Linked DNA regions of Mus musculus: region 2 is linked to region 1. Evidence: chromatin loops called from intact Hi-C (ENCODE). Cell type or tissue: heart. All regions are shown on one strand. Links, peaks and the distances in the headings refer to the core of each region. The heading gives the core; the rest is flanking DNA.

What was found. Hi-C counts contacts between places; a loop is a spot of excess contacts. Peaks named below come from ENCODE experiments on the same cell type or tissue, not always from the same donor. Only the 100,000 strongest peaks of a DNase experiment are listed, where the experiment ranks them.
Region 2: it touches region 1 in a loop (2.7-fold over the local background); 2 of 42 quality-filtered maps call a loop at or near these places.

Annotation. Positions count from the first base shown.
Region 1 is chr2:156,834,813-156,846,573 of GRCm38, reverse strand. It overlaps Tgif2 (TGFB-induced factor homeobox 2), which reads right to left and starts at 6,567. Exons shown (of 3, transcript NM_173396.3): 1 at 6,336-6,567; 2 at 2,193-2,418. The coding sequence starts at 2,384. LOC115486128 reads left to right here and starts at 5,326. Exons shown (of 5, transcript XM_030252280.1): 1 at 5,326-5,392; 2 at 5,575-6,858; 3 at 8,038-8,156; 4 at 8,661-8,751. The coding sequence starts at 5,326. The coding sequence ends at 8,039. It overlaps Gm14230 (a long non-coding RNA gene), which reads left to right and starts at 8,485. Exons shown (of 2, transcript XR_003953756.1): 1 at 8,485-8,528. In heart, for the core only: CTCF peaks have their summits at 4,572 and 5,407; DNase peaks (open chromatin) are centred at 4,613, 5,083, 5,923, 6,613 and 2 weaker places; H3K4me3 peaks cover 4,851 bases; H3K27ac peaks cover 4,236 bases.
Region 2 is chr2:156,713,900-156,726,108 of GRCm38, reverse strand. All of the region lies in intron 7 of Dlgap4 (DLG associated protein 4), which reads right to left. It overlaps 4930405A21Rik (RIKEN cDNA 4930405A21 gene), which reads left to right and starts at 5,200. Exons shown (of 4, transcript NR_040505.1): 1 at 5,200-5,403; 2 at 9,096-9,224; 3 at 9,864-10,014; 4 at 11,060-11,570. In heart, for the core only: CTCF peaks have their summits at 2,658 (motif pointing right), 3,730 and 5,162 (motif pointing right); DNase peaks (open chromatin) are centred at 3,708, 5,208, 7,048, 8,608 and 4 weaker places; H3K4me3 peaks cover 5,447 bases; H3K27ac peaks cover 5,531 bases.

The DNA of each region.
Region 1 (11,761 bases), core at 1-8,000:
CTGAAGTGCTATGGTCCTGTAAACCTCACTGGTCTCTGCAAGGACATTTTGACTTTCTCTTTTCACTCTGGCCTGTACAAGTAGATGCATCATGTCCAACTACACATCTGGAGCAGGGGGCAAAATACGCTACAGTAAATTTATTTACTTTGGAAAACTGGTCTGATAGCTATATATAAGAGCAAAAATAAACGTTTTAAACTCAGTTTTATGTTTGTAATGCACATTTATGATTAAAGTTAGCATGGAGAGGGGAGGCAGGGCCACAGAACAGCTCTTTTGTGCAGTGCTGGAGAACCCTGCTCCCTGGTGCGCTAGGCCAGTCAGGGCCTTACCACTCAGCCCATTCTCCAACTTTTAAAAAAACGGTCAGTCCATTTCTCAGTTTTGAGAAATAGTGTCCCTGACAAGAAGAAATTTCAATACTGTATGACAAGTAGCTTGACAGGACATGTGTGAGGAGCCATAGGGATGTACTGCAATAGCCCCAAACAGCAAGCAGGGTTTGCAAGAGACAAGTGCTCGATGAGAGTGAAACAAACCAAGGCCAGGATTGACCCTGGATAGTCATAACCAAGGGCTAGCCCCAGGAAGTACTGCAGAGGGTGCTCTGAATTCTGAACCCCATCCGAGGATGTGTCACATGATCTGATCTGTACTTCCGTGACTGAAAGATAAAAGGCTGGAGGCAGGGGGACCAGCAAAGGCTGTCTGTGCAGTTCTGGTCTCAAACTCTCAGCCTTTTGTTTCTGCCTATGTGCCTCTAGAGCACGTAAGTTCAAAGACACCTTCCAGGGAGTCCTGAAAGAGGCCCCAGGCTCTGCGTTCCCTTGTCCCTCTTGGTTTGTCTTAGTATTAATCCATCTGTACCCCACACCCCAGGGCTAGATGTTCCTTGAAAGTATCCTAGTAGGAGGAGCTGGGCCCAGGAATTAAATGTGAAATGTTCCATGCTGCAGAGCACCCCAAATGGTGTTTAAATTGTTGAGAATGCTCCAAGCCTCTTTCCATTGTCAGATGAGGAAATGAGGCTCAGGGCAACAGTAGCAGACTGGCTAAGATCCAGAGTCCTCTTGTGAAAAAGTTGGGCTGACAATCAGGTCCTATAACTTGAGTCTAGACCCCGTCTCAAGACAGACTTGGGTTTACGGCCGTCTAGGGTGTAGAGTGAGGTCACAGAATTTTTATAGGCTGACCACTTGCTGTGCCTTTTCCGGGAAGGAGGAACAGAAGTGGGAAGCCGCGGAAGTCGCAGGATCAGGTGAGGTAACGGGAGGAAGGAGCCAGCTTGTGGGTTGAAGAGATGGTAGACAGGCCAGAGGAGAGAAGCAAGAGGAGGCCTGCTGGCTCACGAAAGGAGCAGTGAGGCCAGCCAGCCAGGAGCAGGTCTCTGGCCTAGACCAAGGGCCTACTGCATAAACTAGGGAAGCTGAGAGCCAACCCAGACCCAGAGCGCTGGGGGGTGGGGTGGGGGTGGGGTGTCAGCATTATGCAAAGAGCAAACCCATCTGCTGGTCGGCAGGACAACTGAAAAGAGACACAACTTCTAGTACAAGCGTCTCGAGTGTGCCCCTCAATGTGGTTCACAAAGGTCCTTTTATATCCAGTTAAAATGCGTTCCTCCTAACAGTTCCACCAGGCTCAGAGAGGAATGTGTAACTAGCCTCCTCCTCTTCCTTCTCAGGGCTGGGATCACAGGCGTGTGCCGGCTTGTCTACCTACCTCCAGCTCGACGGCTAAAAGACCTTCTCTTTTACATCAAGAAATTAAAAAAAAAAAAAAAATTCCATGGGCATATGTGCACTTGTAGAGGCGAGAAGCCCTTGGAGCTGGGGTTACAGAAGGCTCTGAGCTGCCCGCTGTGTGCAGAGGCCGGAACTCGGATGCACAGGAAGAGCAGGACGCGCTCTCAACCCCTGGGTCATCTCCTCAGTTCACTCAATTCATTTTTAAGCAAGTGCTCTGGGCTGCCCCCCAGAACCTCTGCTCCTGTGTCTTCTCACCTTCAAGGTCAACTAGAACCACTCCTCATCCCTTCCTAAGGGCCCAAGCCTCCAGTGCAGCCTCGGCGACCTCACTTTCCCTGGGGGCCAGGAGAGGGCTTCTCATCTTATCCCAGCAGGGGTTATGATAGGCCAAGGCCACAAGGAATGGGGACAGAGCTGGAGACTTGATGCCTGATCCCCTCTTACCTGCAGCACCGAGAGGTTGGTCTGTCCAGAGAGACTTAGCTTCTCCTGCTCTGAGGGGTAGGCGTTGTAGCGGTGCAGATAGAGCCAGTCCCGGAGGATCTTTACTGACTCCTTGGGCAGGTTCCCTCTGCGCTTCCTCTTGCCGGTCAGTGACAGGAGCCCCTCATCCTCGCCTAGATCGCTGTCCGACATGATGCTTAGGGGCTAAGCTGGACCTCTGGGGAGCCTGGGACAAGTGACAAAGGGGATGGGGAGAACATTATCACTTAGTGCCTGTCCCCCTTGCCTTAGTCTCCTAGTGAGTTCACCCTCACAAGCAGGGGTCATAGTCTCAAACCCTGGACAGTAGCACCAGAGCCTGAGCAAGCTGGATGAATCCTAAATGCCACGATTCATGGAACCAAGAGGGACCACTGGGACGTAGGTGGCGCCTTTTAAAAACAGAAGAGGACTAGAAAGAACTACGGCTTCATCCTGTGGTTCTGAGACAGCATCTCACTCACTCCATAGCCCAGGCAATCTTCCTGCTTCTGCCTCCTCAGTGCCAATTCTCAGCTTGGATTCTGTTTGCCAGGCTGTCCTGGAAACTTAGCATCTATTACCTCACTTAACTCTTTTGCAATCTGCTAAAAGGGGAAACTTGCACTCTCACTACTACCTAGCTACTCAAGAGAAATGCACACCTGGCCCCTCGCAGAAGCCCAACGTTCAAAGGGTGGAAACGATCCAGAGAGATCTTCAACAGATGGCCGAACAAACGAGCTATTTGGTCATAAAAAGAAATACCGTGGGCCTGGAGAGATGGCTAGGTGGTTAAGAGCACTGGCTGCTGCACTTCCAGGGGACCTGGCTCGGCTCCCAGCACTCACATGGTAGCTCACAGCCACCATAACTCCCAGTTCCAGGGAATCCAGTGCCTTCTTGTCACCTCCATGGACATCTACGTGGTGTAGACACACTCGCACGTAGGCAAAACATTCATACACATAAAACCAAACAAATTATAAAAGAGAGAGCACACTTCTGATGTGTGCTATGACATGGATGGACCTTGAGCACATGCTCCGGGAGAAGAGGCCGGCCATGAAAGCCCACTGTTACACGGTCCCATGTACGAAGGGATGCGCTCAACAGGCTGCTCACTCTACAGAGCTAGCTGTTCAGCAGTTAGTTAGGGAGGGGGAGGGGAGAAGGATTTTAGAATGTTTTAGTTAAAATTTTATTATATATACATATATAAAATATCCTTTGACCAAAGTGCTCTTTTCTCTTATTTTCCTCCTCCCACCAAATCCCTTCTCTCCCCGTCCCTCCCAGGATTTTACTTATTTTATATATATAAACATTCTGCACCACATATGCGGAGTCCTGGGAGGACAGAAGGAGGCGGGTCCTCCGTAACCGGAGCTGGATTGTTGTGAGCCTGTCTGTGCTGGCATCTGAACCCAGGCTCTCGGGAAGAGCAGCAAGTGCTCTTAACCCACTGAGCCATTTCTCCAGCCTCCCCCTCCCCCAGGTCCCCGGGCCTGCTTATTTTAAAAGTGAATTTCTGGGGCTGGAAGAGATAGCCCAGCAATTACGAGCATTTGCTGTAACGCGCTCTCACAGAAGCGGTGGGTTCCACTCCCCACACCCACATGGAGGAACACAACCACCCAAAATCCAGTTCCAGGGGAGTAGATGCTCTCTCTCAACATCCCAGGTGCAGATGAAAATCCACACACATAAAAAATAAAATAAAAAATGTCCCATCTTTTAAGACTGATTATAAAGAAGGATTTGAAATCGGGTAATTTTCCCTCCAAGGCCCGGAGGCGGGTCTGGTAACTGTTCACCAAGTCTTGCCGCCCCTGCCGCAGGCCGTGTGCGTAGTGAGTCATTCCTCCGTTGGTTTTTAGACCTTCTTCCTTGGTCCGGCCTCTGACCTGGTCCAGACTTAATCTCAGAATCCTGACCAATGAAGTGTGGCTCTGGTCCCTGCTTTAACTTCCACTGGGCTGTGTGATCCCAGTAAAGTGTCCTTTCAGAGTCTGAAGCCCTCCTCCTCCCCTGCTCCGTGAAGGAAGGTTTCTGCCTAGATAACTCCTATCAGCTGCCCCTCCAGCAGACAAAGTTCCCGTTCACAAAAGCAAAAGAAATTTACATTTTAATAGCACAAGTTCTAGGCCAAGGCTGGTCCAGGATCTGCATGCTCCTCCCTTCTCTGCCTTTTAACAGCTCCTCAGCAGGCCCAGCCAAAAAACTCTGCCATCTCCCAGGTTTTGTTTCCTCGACTTGGGCCTGAGCCCAGATCTCTGGGCTGGCTAAGCCAGACTTTCGAGGGAAGGGTCTACCTTCAGCCAGGCCACCTGGAGGTGAACCGGGCACTGCTCGGAGGCAGTGTTTACTCAGAGGAGCTCAAGGAGGATGCATTCTGAGGGCAGACATGTAGTCGGCCACCAGGACAGCTGCGAGACCAGCTCAGGGAGGCAGCGCTGGCGGCGGGTGACAAGTTTACTCAAGGTTATCTTCACTTATTCCACTCTGGCTGCCTGCCAGAACCCAGTCTTCATAGTTTCCCTTCCAGAAGAGCACCCCTCCGCATGAACTTTCCCCACCTCTGGGTCCTGCACCCTAGGGTTGTCTGCAGGTTAGACACACACGCACACCAGCGATACCTCAATTTCCCTCCTGCAAGTTGAGCGCTGTTTAAATAACCGACCCGACCCACTGCTCACATCCCGCAAGTTCCCAGAGTTTTACAAACACACATAGCTAAATTTACACACTATACCTAGGACCAACGACTAGACTATCGAAACTAGCCCAACTCCTGCACCCGCCCACCCACGAACTCCAAGTGACCTGCCCACCCACGATCTCTCCGACCCAGGAGCACGCACGTCACCACACCGGCCATCCATCAGTTTTTTATACAACTGGGTTATTGGAGGCACCCCTTGGACACTGCACCCCATCAATCTCCTACACACTCCCACAACACCATCTGCAGCCACTCCCACAGGAACTTTCTGACAACTCGCCCAGCTCCAGATACAATCCCCCGGGCCGCACACTGAGGCTGGAGTTCCCAGCAGTTCACACAAAGCGCGCAGCCTCCCCCGCGGCCCAGACGCAACGGAGCACATGGCTCATGGGGCGCCGACGAATCCGCCGGCGCTCAAGGCACCCTCACTCAACTGTCCCCCACCAGAGTCACGGTGCGAGCAACAGCTCCCCTGTCGGTCCGCCACCCGGCGCTTGGGGGTTGGGGGGGGGGGACGACTTTGCAAGGAAAAAAAAAAAACTCACGTGTCCATTTTGGGACAGGAAAAAGTTTAGTTCCCAGCCCGTTCCCTGGTACTCCGCGCAGGGTGACTCTTGGGGCGCGGGGCCGCCGGAGCGTGCGCGCTCGGCTTTGTGCTCCGAACTCGGCCCGGAGGGGGAGGGGAAAAGAGGGGGCTGGGCTCCAACCTCCGCGCCGCCCCCCCCCCCCAACTCTGCGCCTGGACTCCATGTTGGCCGCCCCCCCTACATCGGGGACGCGCACAGCCCCCGCAAGACGCTCGGCTGCCCTTCGCCTGGTCCCGGGGTCCCGGCGCGCACAAACTTTCTCCGCGTCGCCAGCCCCACGCGCCCCACAGCCTTGGCCCGCCTGGGAGTGACAGATGCCTCGGAGACAGACTTTCCTTTGTTCCAAAGGAAAGGGGAACTCGCGCGGGCTCCCAAGCCCTCTCCGTCGGAGCCCCGCCCGCGGCCCCCACCTCCAGCTGTCACTCGGCGGCCCCCGGTCCCGCTCTGTCGCCGTGCGGGAGGGGGGGGGGCTGCCGGCGGTTAGCAACGTGCACTTTTGAAACCAAACAAACCCGCTCCCCGCGCGCTCACCCCGCTGCAGGGCACCGGCTGCCCTCTCCCAGAGGAGCTTTGGGAGCTTTGGGAGCCGAGCCCTCCCTCAAGGACCCCGAACAGCGCCCCCCCCGCCAACCCCGGCATTCCGCGCCAGCGTTCCGCGGTCCCGACTCACACACACCCCCGGGGCTCACACACCCACTGTCGCACGCGCCGGGACGACGCCCCCTCCCCCGCCCCGTCGCCCCAAGAAACTTTCCAAGTTGTCCGCGCGCCTCCTCCCGCGTCTCCAGCCCCTCGGCGCCCCGCACTCACCTTCCCTGGCGGCTTTCCGGCCCACGCGGCCTCGGTGGGGTGTGGGACCACCCGGCCGGGGCGGGGGGCACCGGGGGAACGCGCCGCGTACCTGCCGGGTCTGACACCCGCCTGACAGCTCGCGGCTGGAAAGCACCTCGCGACCTGACGTCAGATCCCCTCTCCTCCCATCCCGCCTGCCGCACCCTCCCCCACCGCCCCGAGGCAGAAACAAACTTTGTGCAGAGCGTGGCCAGCTACGCCCACCCTCGGGGGCGGGCCCGCAGAGCCAGGGGGCTTCGCCCCGCCCACGCGTCGGAGGGGGCGGGCCCGCGGCACCTCCTTCCTGCGCCCACCCACCTTAGGAATGCCGCATGGCCGGGGCCCGGGGCGGAGCGGTGGGACCAGGGCTCCCGGAGTCAGCTCCAGGGCAGGAAGTGGCCCGCTCCTCCTTTCAGAGAGTGTTTCCGGAGCGCCTACTGTGTGCTCCTCCATGGGGGTGGGGGCACTACCAGGCACAAAGGGTGCCAGTCCCCGTACCTTTGTAAGTTCGCCTCCTCCTCTGGGAGCTTGCCCTTGTGGGGATGGGGAAACTGAGGCTCAGTCGGCTCAGAGTAACTCCCAGGTGCTAAAGGACCAGTTGTTTTGTCCGCTCATAAGGCAAACGGCGCGGCGAAGACCACTTGGGATAAAACCCCAAGCCTAGCGCAGATGGTCGGCCAGGGGTGAGTACAGGCTGCACCCCAGGAGCGTGAGTGAGGCAGGCACCGTGTCGCAATTTGGAGGTGGCCGCATTTACTCGCTGGTCCCTGCCTTACCACGTGTGCCAGTGTCCTTTGGCCAGGTGGGTCTGATGATAGAGCCGAGCCTTTCCCTTGGTGGCTAACCCCAGTTGGAGAGGGTGAGGCTAGGCGCTTCCAGCGGTCCAGGCTAGGGTCATTTTACCTCAAGTTTTCCTTGCGTCCAAGTTCCCTGACTGTTTGTCTGTCTCTTGCTATCTGCATAAGTGTGGCATAGCCTAACTCCAGCTAACAGGCCTTTTCTGGGTTTGTGATCATATAGGCCCAGAAACCTGAGACCCACGTGCCAGAACCAACAGCATCCGAACAGTCTTCCCTGATTGTTATTTTTTTTAATGCTGTTATCTTCTAATCATTTTACTGTTGAGTTTGGGTCTTGGGTCAGACTTAAGAGTGGCGCACCTGCTGCAGCTAAGTGACAGAGACAACAGCTGTCATTGCTGCAGCAGACTCAAGCTTTTGTTTTTCGTTGTACTGTAGTCACAAAAACTTTGGCAACCAAAGTTAAGTTTTCCTACCAGAAGGCCCTAAGCCAGTCAGGATGCCGATTAAAAGCATCTTAAGGTGGGTTTCATAGAAGCCGGACTTGCCTGGAAATCCTTGAAACCAAGATGGCCATCCAAAATCAAAAACATTGCCCAGAACCCTCTTTTTTACTGATGGTGACACCAAGTCTCAGAGAGTTGGTCACAAGCAATTTCTTAGCCAAGTCATATTCCAGCCACAGACCTTTGAAAGAATGAAGGAGATGGGAAATCTTAGGTAAGAAAAGTAAAAACCAATTAGGTCTTGGCAAAAAGCAGGGACTGTCATATAGGTGTGACATGGAGGGAAAATAGAGGGATAGCCCAGTGAATCTGGAGATGTGCCCTGGATCTCATACGATCCAGGCGTGTGCAGCAGGTGTCTTTTCTTTGTGACAGGAGCCTCTGGTGGGCAGTCACAAGCCCACGGATTCCACCAGTGACCCCAGGCCTGCTCACATGAGTGACGCGTTCCTCCCCATGGCCAGCAGCAGAGCGGACTGAATGCTGGGTGACAGGTCTGGAGTCTCCCTGACCCGCTTGGCAGGATCCAGGGTTGGGGTGAGGGGGGCTCTGTGTCAGGCTGGCTCTGTGTCAGGATTTCACATAAACAACTTCCCTAGCCTAAATATACCATGAACTCGACAGTTGCCAGGTCTGACTGCTCTGTAAATGTAGTTTAAGCTCTGTGCATCTTCACCCCAGGCATTCCCACTCCTGGGTTCATGATCCTGGAGCAGCTGTGCATGAAGTTAAAGCTTGCATGAGAGTATTCTTCATACCGCTGTTCTGGAAAAGCCAAACGTCTAGGTGCCCTTCCTGGGATCTGGATGGTAACTGATAATCATGGAACCATACGATCCCGTAAATCTGTGTTCCAAGTCAGAGAGGTCTGACATGAGTTTATTTTCAGCTATAATATTCGGCCTAGAAGGGACTTTGGCCAGACGTATTGATAATCCTGACAAGCTTTTTCCAACTGGGGTTTGGTTTGGTTTGTAACAAGTCTCTCTGTTTCTCAGGCTGGCCTCAGACTCCGGTGCTCAAGGATATTCTTGCTTCAGGTTCCCAAATAGCACTGCACACTGCACACGTGAATCCCCATGCCTGATGGTAAGTTATTATTATTTATATTTATTTATTTATTGAGATGTGGGGGGTCTGGAATCCTTCTTGTACTTCAGCTTCCTGAGGCTGTTTTTCCTGCCACACCTGGCTCTCATCTAGTTTTGGTAGAGTCAATCTTCTCTAGCAAACGTGAACTTGAAATCCAGCACTATGGATACACACTACTGTTGTGGCAAGAAACCTTTCCCCCGTTCCCCCATACAGTAAGAAACTGCTGAGCGAGGTGGCTCAAGCTTTTAATCTCAGCACTTGGAGATGGAGGCAAGTCGATCTTTGTGAGCTCAAGGCCGTCCTGGTTTACACAGTGAGTTCCAGGCCAGCTATAGGTACACTGCGAGCTATAGGTACACTGCGAGCTATAGGTACACTGCGAGCTATAGGTACACTGTGAGACCTTGTCTCAAAAGAGAAAGCTTCAATGCTCAGATCTTCCATAAAACGGAAAAAAGGAACCCAGTGACTTGGAGGTTTTCTCAAAAGCTCCCTCAGGCCTGTGTGTCAAAGCTTGTCAGTAAACCCAGCACTCCAGAGGTAAGGCAGGAGAATTGTGAGTTCAAGGTCAGCCTTAGCTCTAGAGCCGTGGTTCTCAACTTTCCTAATGCTGTGACCCTTTAATACAGTTCCTCATGTTGTGGTGACCCCCAACCATAATATTATTTTTGTTGCTACTTCATAACGAAATTTGCTACTGTTATGACTCATAATGTAAATATCTGATCCACACCATGTGACACTGCCCCCAAAGAGGTCACGACCCTAGGGACTGAGAACCGCTGCTGTAGAGCAGGAGACCCTGTCTCAATACAACCAAACACAAATAAGTAGAGAGACTGCATCCATCCCTGGAAGGAGAGAGCCTTCCTGATAATGAGCTCCGGGTCCTGACCTCAGGGGAGGGTCTAGAGTGAGGCAGGAGAGTGGCTCCTGGTTCATCTTCCTCTATACTCTGCTCTAAGGCAAAGAACTGCAGGTCAGAGAAGCTCATGGTAGGCAGGCTCTGTCTCCAAGCTGCCAGTTCCTAGGGTACCCGCTGATCACAGAGGTGCAGTAGATGTCACAGGAATCTGCTTTGATTGGAAAAGAAAAGAATCACTGGCCACTGCCCTAGTTATGGGAGTGGCAGAGGGACTGACTGTGACAGGCAGTTACCTCACGTGAAGAGATCTGGGATCCTGCCCGGACCTCTCTTCTAGAGACTAAGGAAGAGCTTAGAGATCAGGTGGAATGGATGGAGGAGGAGCCACAGCAGGCCAGCCTTCAGGATGGAGATTGTGGCCCATGTGAGGTTCTTGTCTCCATCCCATGTGGATTCCCATTTAACTGCTTCTTAAAAGCTGTGATACCCTGTTGGTCAAGCACATGTGGTTTTAGCTTTCCTGTAGTTGAGTTTAGTTGCTTACCTAGTACCCTACCCCTCCTCCCCCTGGTGCTGGGATAGAATCCAGGCACTCCTGCGTGCTAGCAGTCTTCTCCCATCATATAGGCGCTACACCCCCTTTCATCCTACATCAGAGGGCCAACAGGCGGCAGTTGCCATGGCCTTTATGGGGCATTCTGCTTCTGACATTATGAGAAGGCTACAACACCTAGAAGGTCTGCAAACGTTGTCTTTGCAAGACCTGGTTAAGGAAAGTGTACCATAAGAGAGAGACTGAGGAAGAAAAAAGAGAAAGAGAGAAGAAGGAGGCTGAGGCAAGAGAAGATAGAGGAGATAGAAGGCAGGAAAGATATTTAACTAGGATTTTGGCTGCATTTGTAGGCGATAAGGAAGTTTATAGAGAAGGAGGAGGAAATAGACAGGGAACCTGGGCAACATAGGGTCGAGAAGACCTCGGAATCCTGAAGGACCTTCACGACCACCTCTAGATAAGGATCAATGTGCATACTGTAAAGAAAAGGGACACTGGGCAAGAGACTGCCCCAAGAAAGAGACACCAGACCGCCCAAGATTCTCACCATAGAGAATGATGATTAGGGGAGACGGGGCTTGGACCCCCTCCCCGAGCCTAGGGTAACCCTAACTGTGGAAGGGACCCCTACGGATTTCCTTGTTGATACTGGGGCAGAATTTTCAGTCCTGAAAGAGCCACTGGGAAAATTAAGAAACAAGAGAACCATAGTGATTGGGGCCACTGGTCAGAAGCCATATTCTTGGACCACTGATAGGAGGGTTGATCTAGGAAGAAGCCAGGTAACCCATTCCTCCCTCGTCATCCCTCAATGCCCCACGCCATTACTGGGAAGAGACTTACTATCAAAATTAAAAGCCCAAATGAACTTCTCCTCGGAAGGAACCACAGTCACTTGGCAAACCCCCACCTCTATCATTTTAGCTCTAAAATTAGAAGAAGAATATAGATTACACGAGCCTCCAGACCCATCGAGAAAAATACTGGAAGGGACCTAGTTAGAGAGATATCCCCAAGCTTGGGTAGAGACTGGGGACATGGGAGAGGCAAAAAGGGTGCCTCCCATCATCGTGACGCTAGAAACTGGTGCGACTCCTATCGGGATATGACAATATCCCATGAGCAAGAAGAAGGCCCGAGAGGGCATCAGGCCTCACATTCAAAGACTCTTGGGACTGGGTGTTCTGGTCCCCTGCCAGTCTCCCTGGAACACTCCGTTGCTGCCAGTTAAAAAGCCAGGCACTAATGATTATTGATCAATGCAAGACCTAAGAGAAGTTAACAAAAGAGTACAAGACATTCATCCTACTGTCCCTAACCCTTACAACCTGCTCAGTTCTCTCCCCCCCTCCCCCAACAGACGACGGTACAGGGTTCTGGACTTGAAAGACGCATTCTTTTGCCTGAAACTACATCCCATAAGCCAGGTGATGTTTGCTTTCGGGTGGAGAGACCCAGATTCGGGACAGGCTGGACAGCTAACTTGGACACGTTTGCCCCTAGGATTCAAAAACTCTCTTACCCTCTTTGATGAGGCCCTCCACCGAGACTTGGAAGCGCCCAGTAGCCTATCTGTCAAAGAAACT
Region 2 (12,209 bases), core at 2,006-10,005, 120 kb after region 1:
TGTCTTTTAGCTCTAGATTCAGTTTTATTGCCTTTAAAGCAGCCTTGGCTTCCAGAGATGGATGGGGAGGAAAGCAGTGACTTTTGGCCCAGGTCGAGTGAGGGAAGACAGCCTCAGCCAGCACTGGGAGACCTGGGGGCAGCAATGGGAACCTGACTGGCCTTCACACTGCACACCTCTCTCTCATCAAGTTGCTGCTGACTGGAGTCCACTGTTGCTCAGGCGTTCCACCCCACAGCCATTAGCCTAGCCTGGCCTGCCCTGATAGTGCCTGCTGCTAAGGAGGGCTCAGCTGGGAAAGGTGACATGCTGCTACAAATAACCAGGCTTGCCCAAAACAAGGCTGACAGTAGTATATCACTTCTCAAGGGAGCGCCCAACATAGGCAGGCATTTCCATCCTACTCTGGCAGGAAGAAAACCAAAGCACAGAAAACGGTCCAGGATCAGACAATAGGAATAAGTAGTCTATCACTAAGTGTGGGCTTTTCTCAGAGTGCTGCCAACAGGCTTTCAGCTTCAGACTCCTTGACAGGTCTCACTCCTGCCCCAGACCTGACAAAAGAGGATCTTTGGGGACTGAACTCAGGAAACTGAATCTGTAAATATGAAGAATCAATATGAGGAAGCACAGAAGGTGAAGTGACCAGCTAGTCACACTTTAGGCAAGTTTATGAACCTAGAGCTGAGCTTACAGATGGGGCCAGCACTTCATGGACAGTGGCATTTGCCAGTGTAGACAACCTCAGGGAGTAGCGGTTTGTACCACAGAGGGGACAGCAAGACACATGTATCGGCTTAACTAGGCAGGAGCTTCTCGTGTGGAGCTCTGGGGAGTGGCGATTCAGAGACACCACTGCAACCTTCTGCCAAGAGCCAGGAGACAGTTTCCCAAGTCCACCGGAGCTTCTGGGAGGAAAACATTTGGGCATGTGGCATCTCCATCAGGCAGTGGCCCTCAGGGAGTGTCTGGTTGCTACTCTGGATGAAAAGCCAGGGAAGGTGATGACTCAAGTTCCCGCCCCACCTCAAGCCTTTAAATGTGAGATGAGCTCAGAGGCTGGGGAAATGTCAAACAAACCCAACCAGAACAGGTGCCAGAACAGGCACTGAGTGACAGGCTACCAGGCAGAAGCCGCAACCTTTGAAGTAATGCTGTGGGCAAAGGAAGCAGAGGCCTGAGGATGCCCAGACACTGCCATGCTGCCAGACCCAGAGTAGGTGCATGTCCCTCTGCAGGCCCCTGCATCTTACAGTTAACTGAAATCGGAAGAACCTCAATGGCTTCTGACTGTTGTGAGGTGCAATGGTCAGGAAAATGATGGTGAATTACTTGATGCCCCCAAAGGCCCTGGAGACACCACTTCTATTACTACTGCTTACATACAGTTGGGGTACATTCCTACATCTCATTACTTGAACCCCAACCACAAGGGTGAGGGAAGAGGCTGGCGCTGTCTTGTTCCCACAAAGAAAAATCTGACCAGATATTATGAGGAGGGAAAAGCTCACATTTATTAAGGGCCTACTGTGTACAGGTTTTTATTTATATGTACATAATCTTATTTAATTGTCTCCACAATCCTATGGTATAAATGATTTTTCAGAGTCCAGATGAGGAAAGCACAGGCATTGAATGACAAGACTGATCAGAACCAAGTATGAATAGCTTTAAAACCCACAATATTCTGCACCTGTATACAAGCCTGATCATGTCTGGTATGCTGACTCAGCTCAAATACTGTCTCTTCCTGGAAGCCTTCCCAGCCCACACAGGCCCTCTCCCATAAAAGCCCCCAGCTGTCCTGAGTATACAGCTGACAGCACTCAGCACATTACTGCTCCTTACTCTGATCAGGCATACTTTTAAATGGTAGGGCACAGGAATGCACAGGTGGCCCGAGAATCTCAAATGTCAGCTACAAAGACCCAAGACATAGATATATTCAACACCCCCATTCTTCAGAGGGAAAAGCAGAGCTCCACCAGGAGACCAGCTGTCTGAAGTCACATGGCAGTTGAGCACCAGAACTGGGGACAAAACCTTGGCATTTTGCCTTGCAACTTAAAAAATAAAAAGACTATTTTTTTTTTTTAAAGAATCAGTCCTAGGATAAGACTTTTTATTCCAATTTAAGTTAGAAAGATGACAATAAAGGGACAGTCACTGCCTGAGATATAGGGACTAGAGTCCTGACTCCTCCACTTCTGGGTCAGGTAACAAGCCCTTTTACCTTCCCAATGCAGTCTCCATGGATTGTGCCTATCACAAGGCACACACAGAGACTGATTTTACACACCAGGGGCAGGTAGTACCAGCAAGGCAGTGACTTAAGACATGGCCATGAGACAGGCCCTCCTGGCTCTTCTTTTTTTTTTTTTTCTTTTATATATATAAAAAAAGATTTATTTATTTTATGTATATGAGTACACTGTAGCTGTACTGATGGTTGTGAGCCTTAACGTGGTTGCTGGGAACAAGGCTCTTCTTTTTTTCTTTTATACATAAAAAAAGATTTATTTAATGTATATGAGTACACTGTAGCTGTACTGATGGTTGTGAGCCTTAATGTGGTTGCTGGGAACAAAGGTTGCCCACTCCGGTCGGTCCCACTCACTCTGGCCTAAAGATTTATTCATTATTAAATCTAAGTACACTGTAGCTGTCTTCAGACACACCAGAAGAGGGCGTCAGATCTCATTAAGGATGGTTGTGAGCCACCATGTGGTTTCTGGGATTTGAACTCAGGACCTTCAGAAGAGCAGTCAGTGCTCTTAACGGCTGAGCCATTTCTCCAGCCCCCTCCTGGCTTTTCTTGACTTTCACCTTAACTGTAAGATGCAGGGACTATGATATCTAGTCTCACTCCCTGTTCCAAAGTTCTAGAACATCCTAGAGCCCTTGATAGCAGACCCCAGCTCTCAGCAGAACCTTTCAACTAGGACCTTTGTGCTCCACGCAGAGAAAAGCAGCCGTGGCTCACCACATGCTGGCTGACTTTGTTTTCAGGCACCACTAGCAGGGTCCAACCTTAAATAATAAATGGCACACAGAAAATTCAAACGTTCCCCAGCACAAGCACCTCTCTGGGCATACCAACTTATTTTCACACACCGAGGAGAAGCAAGATGGCACTGGGGATTCTGGAGAGGTGGGCACACTTCTTAACCAGATGGGAGTGGACGAGTCCTGGGCACCTGCTCTGTACCCTCTCAGGGAAGCTTTCTCTCTGGGACTCTCAAAAGGCAGGTTGACAGTTTACAAAGCATATGCCTCACTTGATCTTCATGACACCCCTTGGTACCACTACCCCCATTCACCATCCCTTTTACAGATGGAACACCTGAGACTTAAGTGCAAGGGTCACAGGCAAAGTCAAACTTTTTAGAGCTGGTCTAATCAAGATTTCAGAGTCTAAGACAGCCAGATACAATAATCAAGAGTATCATTGTAAGGGCGATTCCTCTCCGATTCATCCTGGTCTCAGTAAGACCAAGTTTTACAGACCTCTGTTCACCTGCCCACTCAGGGTAGCTTGAAAAGTTCTGACCACAACCATATAGCCCAGCTGTCTAAGAAGCCACACCCCCTGCAAAATTTCATTACTCAAGTTGGCAAGAACGCAGCCCCCACCCCCAGCTGGGTCTAAATAAACGCCCAAGTGATATCACATCCTGCTGTCGGCTCCAAAATAGCCCAGGCCTGCCCACAAGCGATCACAAAGTGCCAGGCCATGCAGGGCCAAACCAGCAGGGATACCCAGCCCAGGGCGCACTCCACACACTTAAGCAACTCAAGCAGAAGCCTCAGGGCAGGAAGGCCCTTTCCCCCCAACCCCCTCGCCAGACAGCCTGGCCCCACCATCCTTGTTCCCCTGGTCCAGAGGCCCCACAGCCTCATTACCCCAGCGCCAGCCCCTGCCCCAGCGCCAACCCCATGGAGCCTCTGCCGCGGCCAGCCTGCGGGATGACTCCGCCCGGCCCGACCCGGACACCCCACCACTCACATTGCTTCAAGAGCTCCAGACACAAAGCCATGAGGGCCGGATGGGGGTCAGAGACCCAGAGACCCGGCAGAGACAGAAAAGGGAGAGGGAGTGACAAGGAGCAGAGAAAAGGGGCGACAGGGGATCGGGCAGAGAAGCAAAGGAGCAAGAGCCCCGGGCAGAGAAGGCTGAGGCAGGCGTTAGAGACAGCAATGAGACCACCGACACAGACGCGTGAAAGAAGCAGGGAGAGCAAGGGGGGTGGGGGGGACCGGGTCCAGAGAAGTGGGACGCTCGGAGAACAAGGAGAGACAGTGACAGCGACAGCGGACAAATCCAGGAAAGGCAGAGGTTCTTAAGTTAGGGAGCTGGGGAGACACTGGGGGTTCAAGGAGACCACTAAGGGATGTAAAAGGTTCTGATAGCTATGGGAGGCTCCGGAGAAGTGGGAAACCCTCCGGGAAATGCGGACTAGGTGGAGATAACCCCCAGGAAATCAGGGGCACATGCATCAAGAAGGACCCTCAAGATGTGTGGTAAGCTCAGGAAAGGCCTGGGGGAGTGGAGTGTGTTCTGAAGGAGAGGCCCCAAAAGATCTAGGGAGTCCAGAAGAATGGGGGTGCCAGAACCCGTGGCTGTAAGAGAGGAGAGGAGCGCTGGGAGAGGGGACCCGAGATCCTGGAGCGAGGGAGGGGCCGAGAGCGCGAGAGCAGAGACAAAGAGACAGCGAGCTAGGGAGAGACAAAGCGGGCTCAGCGGAGACACGGGCCCGAGGGCCAGTGGCCCGACAGAAGGACGGAAGCGCGGGCGAGCGGGCGGACGGACAGACGGACAGACGGGAAGACGGGGCAGGGCAGGGCCGGGCGGAGGCGGCGCCCGTCTCCTCGCGGGGCCGCGGCTGCTCCGGGTGGCGCTGGGCGGGCCCCGGGCGTCCGGGCTGAGGAGGCGGCGGCGGCGGCGGCGACGACGTGGGTCGGACAGACGGACGGAGTGACGGATGGACTGGCGGCAGCTGCGGCCAGCGGCGGGCACTCACCCTCCTCCCTCACGCGGCCCGGCCCGAGGCTCCGGTTTTGTACGCCCGAGAGGCGGGGCCTCCGGGTTAAAGCCCCGCGCCGGCCCCGCCCCTCGCGTCAGCCGCGCGCGCGTCGCCCGGGATTCCGGGGCCGCCAGGGGGCGCGCGCAAGCGGGACACAGCGCAAGCGCGCACGCGTACCGCGCGGCCCACGCCCTGGCCGGCCGGTCTTGAAAGGGAGTGCGCGCCCGCGCCAACTCGCGCATGCCCGAGTGAGGGGCTCCGCCCTCTCGAACCGCCCCGCCAAACCGGTTCCAGCTGGAACGCAATGCGTGGTCTGTACGGGAGTTGGAGTGGCCGTCCGTCCCTGCGGGCTCACCCTGGTGGCGACGCCTCGCTGTAGGTAGGGAAACTGAGGCTGAGGAGAGAGCCCACCGTGGGCTTTCTGTCCCGCACGCGGGTCCTAGCTACTCAGCCGCGCAGTTTCTAGTTGCCTCTTTGCCTCATCCCTTGCTGTGCTCCCAAGGGTCCTAAGGACGGGTTCAGTATCCCACTTGTGTGACCTTAGGTTAGATGCTTAACCTTTCTGTGCCTCTGTAAAATGTGACAACCGAGTGAGCCCCCTCCCCGCCCACAGACTGACAGTCCATTTACAGAAGGTTCTGCCAAGCACAGATCTTTGCTGCCTGGCAAGCCCGCTGGTTGCCTGCTTTCTGTACTGGGATCTGACAGAGGACTGTGGGAAATGAAGAAGGTAACACTGTTTCCAGTCTACCTTTTGCATTAAGACACAATAATGGCAAAAGCAACAAACTTACTTGATGCCAGCACTGTGCTAAGCACTCTAAAAGCAGGAGTTGGCTACACCATGCTATTCAGTTTCATTTGCTTTAGGTGAAAATACAAAGTAAATTCTTGAATGGCTATGACACCTCATGTGTTGCTGTGTCCTTTCGATTCAGTAACACTTCTTGCATAACCTTGGGCAAGTCCCCCTTTCTCTTTGGGATTCCCCAGTGCTGAGTATCCCCTGGAGAGAAACCAGGCAGAGACAGAATTTTCACCAGCAAGTCTTTGACCCTTTGATCCAGCTCACTCTCTTGAACAGAAGAACTAACTCACTGGCAGCTTCAATTTGGACTTCACCAAGTCTGAGACCTTGGTCCTAGAGGAATGTCAGCACCCTTCTCTGTTGGTCACCCCCCTCCCAGCCCCCCGCCTCAGGTCCTGTAAGGTGTGTATGGGGACGATTTTGTGACTGACTGAGTCCTTGCCCAAGTCAGGCTAGCATAGAGGAGCAGTTGGCTGACCCAGGCCTGAGGTGTAACACTGGCACATAGGCCTCAGACCCTCCTGCATGAGCCTGGGCTTCTAGGAGAGGGTAAAGGGTCCTTTCCAGATAGACTGGCAGCTGGTTTCCCCTTTGGGTCACCATTTTGGTAAATCCCTTGAAAACTTGAAGCCGGGCGTGGTGGTGCACGCCTTTAATCCCAGCACTTGGGAGGCAGAGGTAGGCGGATTTCTGAGTTCGAGGCCAGCCTGGTCTACAGAGTGAGTGCCAGGACAGCCAGGACTATACAGAGAAACCCTGTCTCGAAAAACCAAAAAAAAAAAAAAAAAAAGAAAGAAAGAAAGAAGGAAAGAAAGAAAAGAAAATTTGAACAGTGAAAAGCTGTGCATTCCTGCTTTTGTGTGTCAACTTGACACAAGCTAGAGTCATCAGAGAGGAAGGAGCCTCAGGTGAGGAAATGCCTCCATGAGATCCAGCTATAAGGCATTTCCCCAATTAGTGATCAGTCGGGGAGGGCCCAGTTCATGGTGGTCCTGGGTTCTATAAGAAAGCAGGCTGAGCAAACCAGGGGAAGCCAGCCAGTAAGCAGCAAGGTCCATGGCCTCTGCACCAGCTCCTGCCTCCGGGTTCCAGCCCTGCTCGAGTTCCTGTCCTGACTTCCTCCAATGATGGTCTGTGATCTGGAAGCCAAATAAACCCTTTCCTCCCACACTTGCTTTTTGGTCATGGTGTTGTCGTCACAGCAACAGAAACCCTCACTAGGACAATCTGGGACGGGGACATGGCGGAATGTAAGGAGGAAGCCTGCCTTGTGCCCAGTGCTCTGAGCAGAGGTGCCTGTTTCAGCAGTAGGAAATGCTGGCAGTTGTCCAAGAAAGGCCTCCTGAATCCTACTCCCTCTGACCCTATGGCCCGGAGAGGACCAGTGTCCCCTGCCTGACCAGTATGACAGCCTCTAATCATCTTGTTCCCACTGCCAGATGATTCTCTGTTCTTTGTCAAGTCCTTGTGTGGCTTCCTTCCTAACCCCACAGGACAATGAAGAACCCAAGGCTCTGAGAAACATCTCCTTGACCTATTTTCTGAATAACCTTGACTGTGACACTTCCTCTAGGCTGTAGTGGCTTTGTGAACCATCCCACCCGCTGCTGTGATTGTGTGTGTGTGTGTGTGTGTGTGTGTGTGTGTGTGTGTGTGTGACTAGGTTAAGTCAGGAATGGCAGGTATGTGTAATTCTGGCCATAGCAGACATCACTAATTGGCAGTGATGCACTTACTCTACTTTAACTTAGATTAAATCTCAAACCTTAGCTTCAGGGGTAAGAAATGACACTCAAATTACAGGATGTTTGCCCCGACACTCTGGGGATTGGATGGGCTGAGCTGACAGGAATCTGCAGTGTGATAACCAGAGATTAGGGTGGACCAGGTTTGGGAGACCAGAACAAGGGATTTTGTCAGACTCCCTTCCTGTGTGTGTGCGTGCAGGGAAAGGAATGAAAGAAACCAGATGAGTTCTAAGGGATGAGAAAAAGGACAAAAAGAGGGGGAAAGCAGCCTGTGACTTGGATGGTCACAGATAAAGACCATTGGTCACAACCAAGATCTAGATAACCAATATGAGGCCCAGGGAGGGACACGTACCTCTTCAGTGCCACAACAGCACTGAAGAAAGTACCCTGGGCCTCTGAGCAGGAGCTGGAATGTTTTCTGGACTGGAACTTGTCCAACTCAGCCTGGAGCTTCCAATATGGGTGGAGAATGACCCTAAGTGTATGTATCTGTGTGTGTGTGTGTGTGTGTGTGTACACGCGCACACACAAGCTCTTGTGTGACCATATCACAATTGAAGATATAGAGAATGTAATTGGTAGGACCAGGGTGCCACACAGTAGTTCCCCCCACCCCCACGCCACTTGCTGAGGTCCCTGTGTGATATCTCAGCTTCTGAATCTGTGTGGTGTGATTCAGAGGGAGTGGGAGAGACACAGAAGGGAGGAGGGGAAAGCCCAAAACTGGGGAAAGGAAGAGAGACAGAGGGCTTTGGGAGAAACAGAAGGCGATGATTGGAGTGGGGGAGCTGAGGGAAGAGACGGCAGGGAGCCTTGTCACTGTTTTTGCTTCCTCTCAGGAGCATAAAGAAAGGAGAGGCAGGATGAGAGGCAGACCAAAGGGTCATATCCCGGCCCTCGTGCCCCCTCCCAGGTGTCCTCTGGCTGGGGAGGGGCGTGTACAAGTGGCAGCTGAGCCACCGCTGACCCGCCTGCCAGTCACCTGCCAGAGCTATTTCTGGAATGTGGAAACTGGGTCAGAAAGGAGGAGGGAGGAAGGCAGTGCTCACAACGGAGCTGGGAAGCTTCGAGTAGTGGGTGGGCAGCTACATGCCCCGCCCCCGCCGTGTCAGAGCAGTTGGTTCTGCTAGGTGCCCACTGCCTTAGGAGCTCCCCTGCACCCCCATCTTCACACCTGCCTGCATCTGGTCTGTGAGCACATGCGCTCCTTGGAGAAACAAAGAGCTCCATGCCTCTCTGCAACTCGGGTTCTGAGTAGGGAGACTGGCTGTGTTGGTGTGTGCCTGCGTAGAGGTGGGTGATTATAAGCAGAACTTCCATGTATGGTTGTACAAGTTTTACACAGATTAAGGATGCGCTCGTATGTGGAGTGCTATTCACAATATAGACATGATGAAATTATGTAATTGCTATGACTCCCCCGCCACCCCCCCCACCCCCCCACCCCACCCCCGGCAGATAGAAAGCAAAGGACCTTATTCTAATAGAAACTGTATCCTGGTGACTTTTCAGCAGATGGTGGCAGAGTGTCATAAGGGGCAGTGTCCTTTTCTTAACTCGGCACAAAAGTACTACATGGACCAGCTGCAGCTCTGGCCAGAAGCCTGGCGATCTGGTGGCTCCGGCTCTCCTAGGTGGCAGGTGAGTGTGCCTGCTGAGCCTGAGAGGAGCAGATATGTGGGGTCACTGTGGGGACCTGCGCTGTTTCTAAGGCATGCTTTCTTCACAGGTGTCTGGGTGTGAGCTTTGATGGAGACACACAGGCATGTGCTTGGTGTGCAGGGGCGTGTTGAGTTAGGTATGCACATGTATATAGGAGAGTATCAGTGTACATCTGTCTTCACATCTTTGGGAGTGTGACACACTTACCCGTGTGTGCACATACACATGTGGATGGGTGTGTCTAAGTTGGGTATCATTTTCGGTCTGTACCTTACTTTTGAGAAACTCACCAATTTGGCTTGGCTGGCCGACTGGTTATGGATCCACTGTTTTTGCCCCCTCAGAGATAGGATTACAGCCTGTGATGGTTTAAATGAGAATGGTCCCCGGAGGCTTATATATTTGTATATTTAGTCCCTAGCTATTGGGCTTTTGAGAAGGATTAGAAGAATTAGGAGGCGTGGCCTTAATAAGGAGGAAGTGTGTCATTGGGGTGGACTTTGAGGTTTCAAAAGTGCATGCCAGACCCAGTGTCTGTCTCCCTGTCTCTGTCTCTATGTCTATCTCTGTCTCTCTTTGTCTCTGTCTCTCCTCCCCCCCCCCCGCCCACTTCCTTAGGATCAAGATGTAAAACTCTCAACTACTTCTGCCACACCATGCCTACCTGCCTGCTGCCACGCTCCCCACCATGATGATCTTGGACTAAGCCTCTGAAACTAAGCCAGCCTCCAGTTCCATGCTTTCCTTTATAAGAGTCACCTTGAGCCAGGTGGGGCCAGTGCTGCACGCCTTTATTCCTAGCACTCAGAGGCAAAGGCAGGTGGACCTCTGTGAGTTTTGAGGCCAAGATGGTTTATAGAGCTAGTTTCAGGACAACCAGGACTACACAAAGAAACCCTGTCTCACCCTCCACCCCCATCAAATAGAGTCAAGTTAGTCATGGTGTCTCTTCATAGCAATAGAACACCAAGAAGGTATATTAATTAGCACACCTGGACCCCTCCCCCTCAACCTCATGATACTAAACCAATGGAGCCATCCTTCCAAAGCCGTTTTCACACTATAGACAGGTCTTTCCGTCTGACTGTGCACGAGCGACTAGGCAGGTATGAGATGCTGTTGCTCAATACGTTCCTGACTGCATTTGTTTGTGCAAAAGCCCCCAAACAGTCTCATGGAAGCCCTATATCCTTACATTTAGTAGCAAATGCTGGTTCATCCAGAATGTGCAGTGTGTGTGTGTGCGTGTTCTGTAATTGCCTAAATTATTACTTTATTGAAGCAAAGTGGGAATTTCTTTCTTTAAAAATGAAGGGGCTGGTATGGGCTCGTCACATAAAAGAGCTTGCCATTGCAAGTCTGGTGGCCTGAGTTGGATCCCTGGAACCCACATGAAGGTGGAGGGAAGGGCTGGAGAGATGGCTCAGCACCCGAGAGGCAGAGGTAGGCAGAGCTCTGTGAGTTCCAGGCGAGTTTAGGCTACATAGTGGTACCCTCTGGGAAAGGAAAAAAAAGTGGGAGCAACCTCCATGCACGGGCCAGTGTTTGCATGTTCATAAACACACACATGCACATACATGCACATAGTAAAGAGAGGTATGTAATGCAAATTGAAGCAGAAATAGATTATAGGTAGATGATCAGTCGATAGATACTGAGGTTGAGATCGAATCAGTGACCTCAGCTCTCAGTTCTTTGTATTCATGCCCCTTGCTATGTCTCACTAAATCTCTGTGGCATCAGCTTTGGACTAGTGACTTGCTTTATCAACTGTTATTATTATTTTTGTTTTGTTTTGTTTGTTATTTTTGCAGATGGGAAACCAAGAGACTTGAGACAAAATGAGGTTGTCCTCCCATCCTTCTGCCACCTCCATGGGGAAAACATGGCCTGGCTGGGACACTGGCTCCTGAACAGCTTTTGGGCCCAGGGTATAGGACACAGTGGGCAAAGGCGGCTGATCGGCAAGCTCATACCTAAGTGTTTGCTGTTGTCCCCCACTGAGATGGTACACAATGTAGAGTGTGACTGCGTAACGACCAAGAGATATCACGTTGGCCCCAGGACCAAGCAGGGAGAGAAAGGATGAGCAAACTCTTAGAGGAGGATTGGAAAAGGAGCCTGGATTCTGCGTGGGTCAGGACTCCCAAGGAAATCCACCTAGAGTGACTTCCCGTGTGCAGATAGACTTGGGCAAGGCCTGCCTCCTTTGGATAAGAGCTTAAAGAGAAAATGCAAAAGAAACAGCCAACCTGTCAGGGACACTCAGGGGAAATAGGAAGGGCCCAGAAATGGCTGAGTTGGAAAATAAATCTGTCAGTTTTAGTCTCGAGCCAGTAGATCATTTTCAAATGAAGATATAGTCTAAGATAAAGATCAAAACAAAGTCGTTGCCTGTTAAATACCACACAGACTGGGGCTTAGGCCTTTAATCTCAGCACTTGGGAGGCAGAAGCAGGCTTATCTCTGTGAGTTTAAGGCCAACCTGCTCTGCATAGGGTCGCAGGCTAGCCAGGGCTACATAGGGAGATCCTATCTGACGGACAGACGGAAGGGAGGGAGGGAGGGAGGGAGGGAGGAAGGAAGGAAGGAAGGAAGGAAGGAAGGAAGGAAGGAAGGAAGGAAGGAAGGAAGGAAGAGGGGGTGGGTGGAGAGATGGCTCAGTGGTTAAGAGCTCTGACTGCTCTTCCAGAGGTCTTGAGTTGAATTCCCAGCACCCACATGATGGCTCACAACCATCTGAAATGGGATCTGATACTCTCTTCTAGTGTCTGAAGACAGCTATGATGTACTCTTATACATAAAATAAGAGATTTATATCTTTTTTTTTTTAAAGGAAGAAAGGAAAGAAGAAAGACAAAAGAAAAACAAAAGCATTTGCTATTCTTGCAGAGGGTGGGGTTTGGCTCACAACTGCCTGTAAGTCCAGTTCTAGGGGATCCACCCCCCTCTCCTGTCACTGTG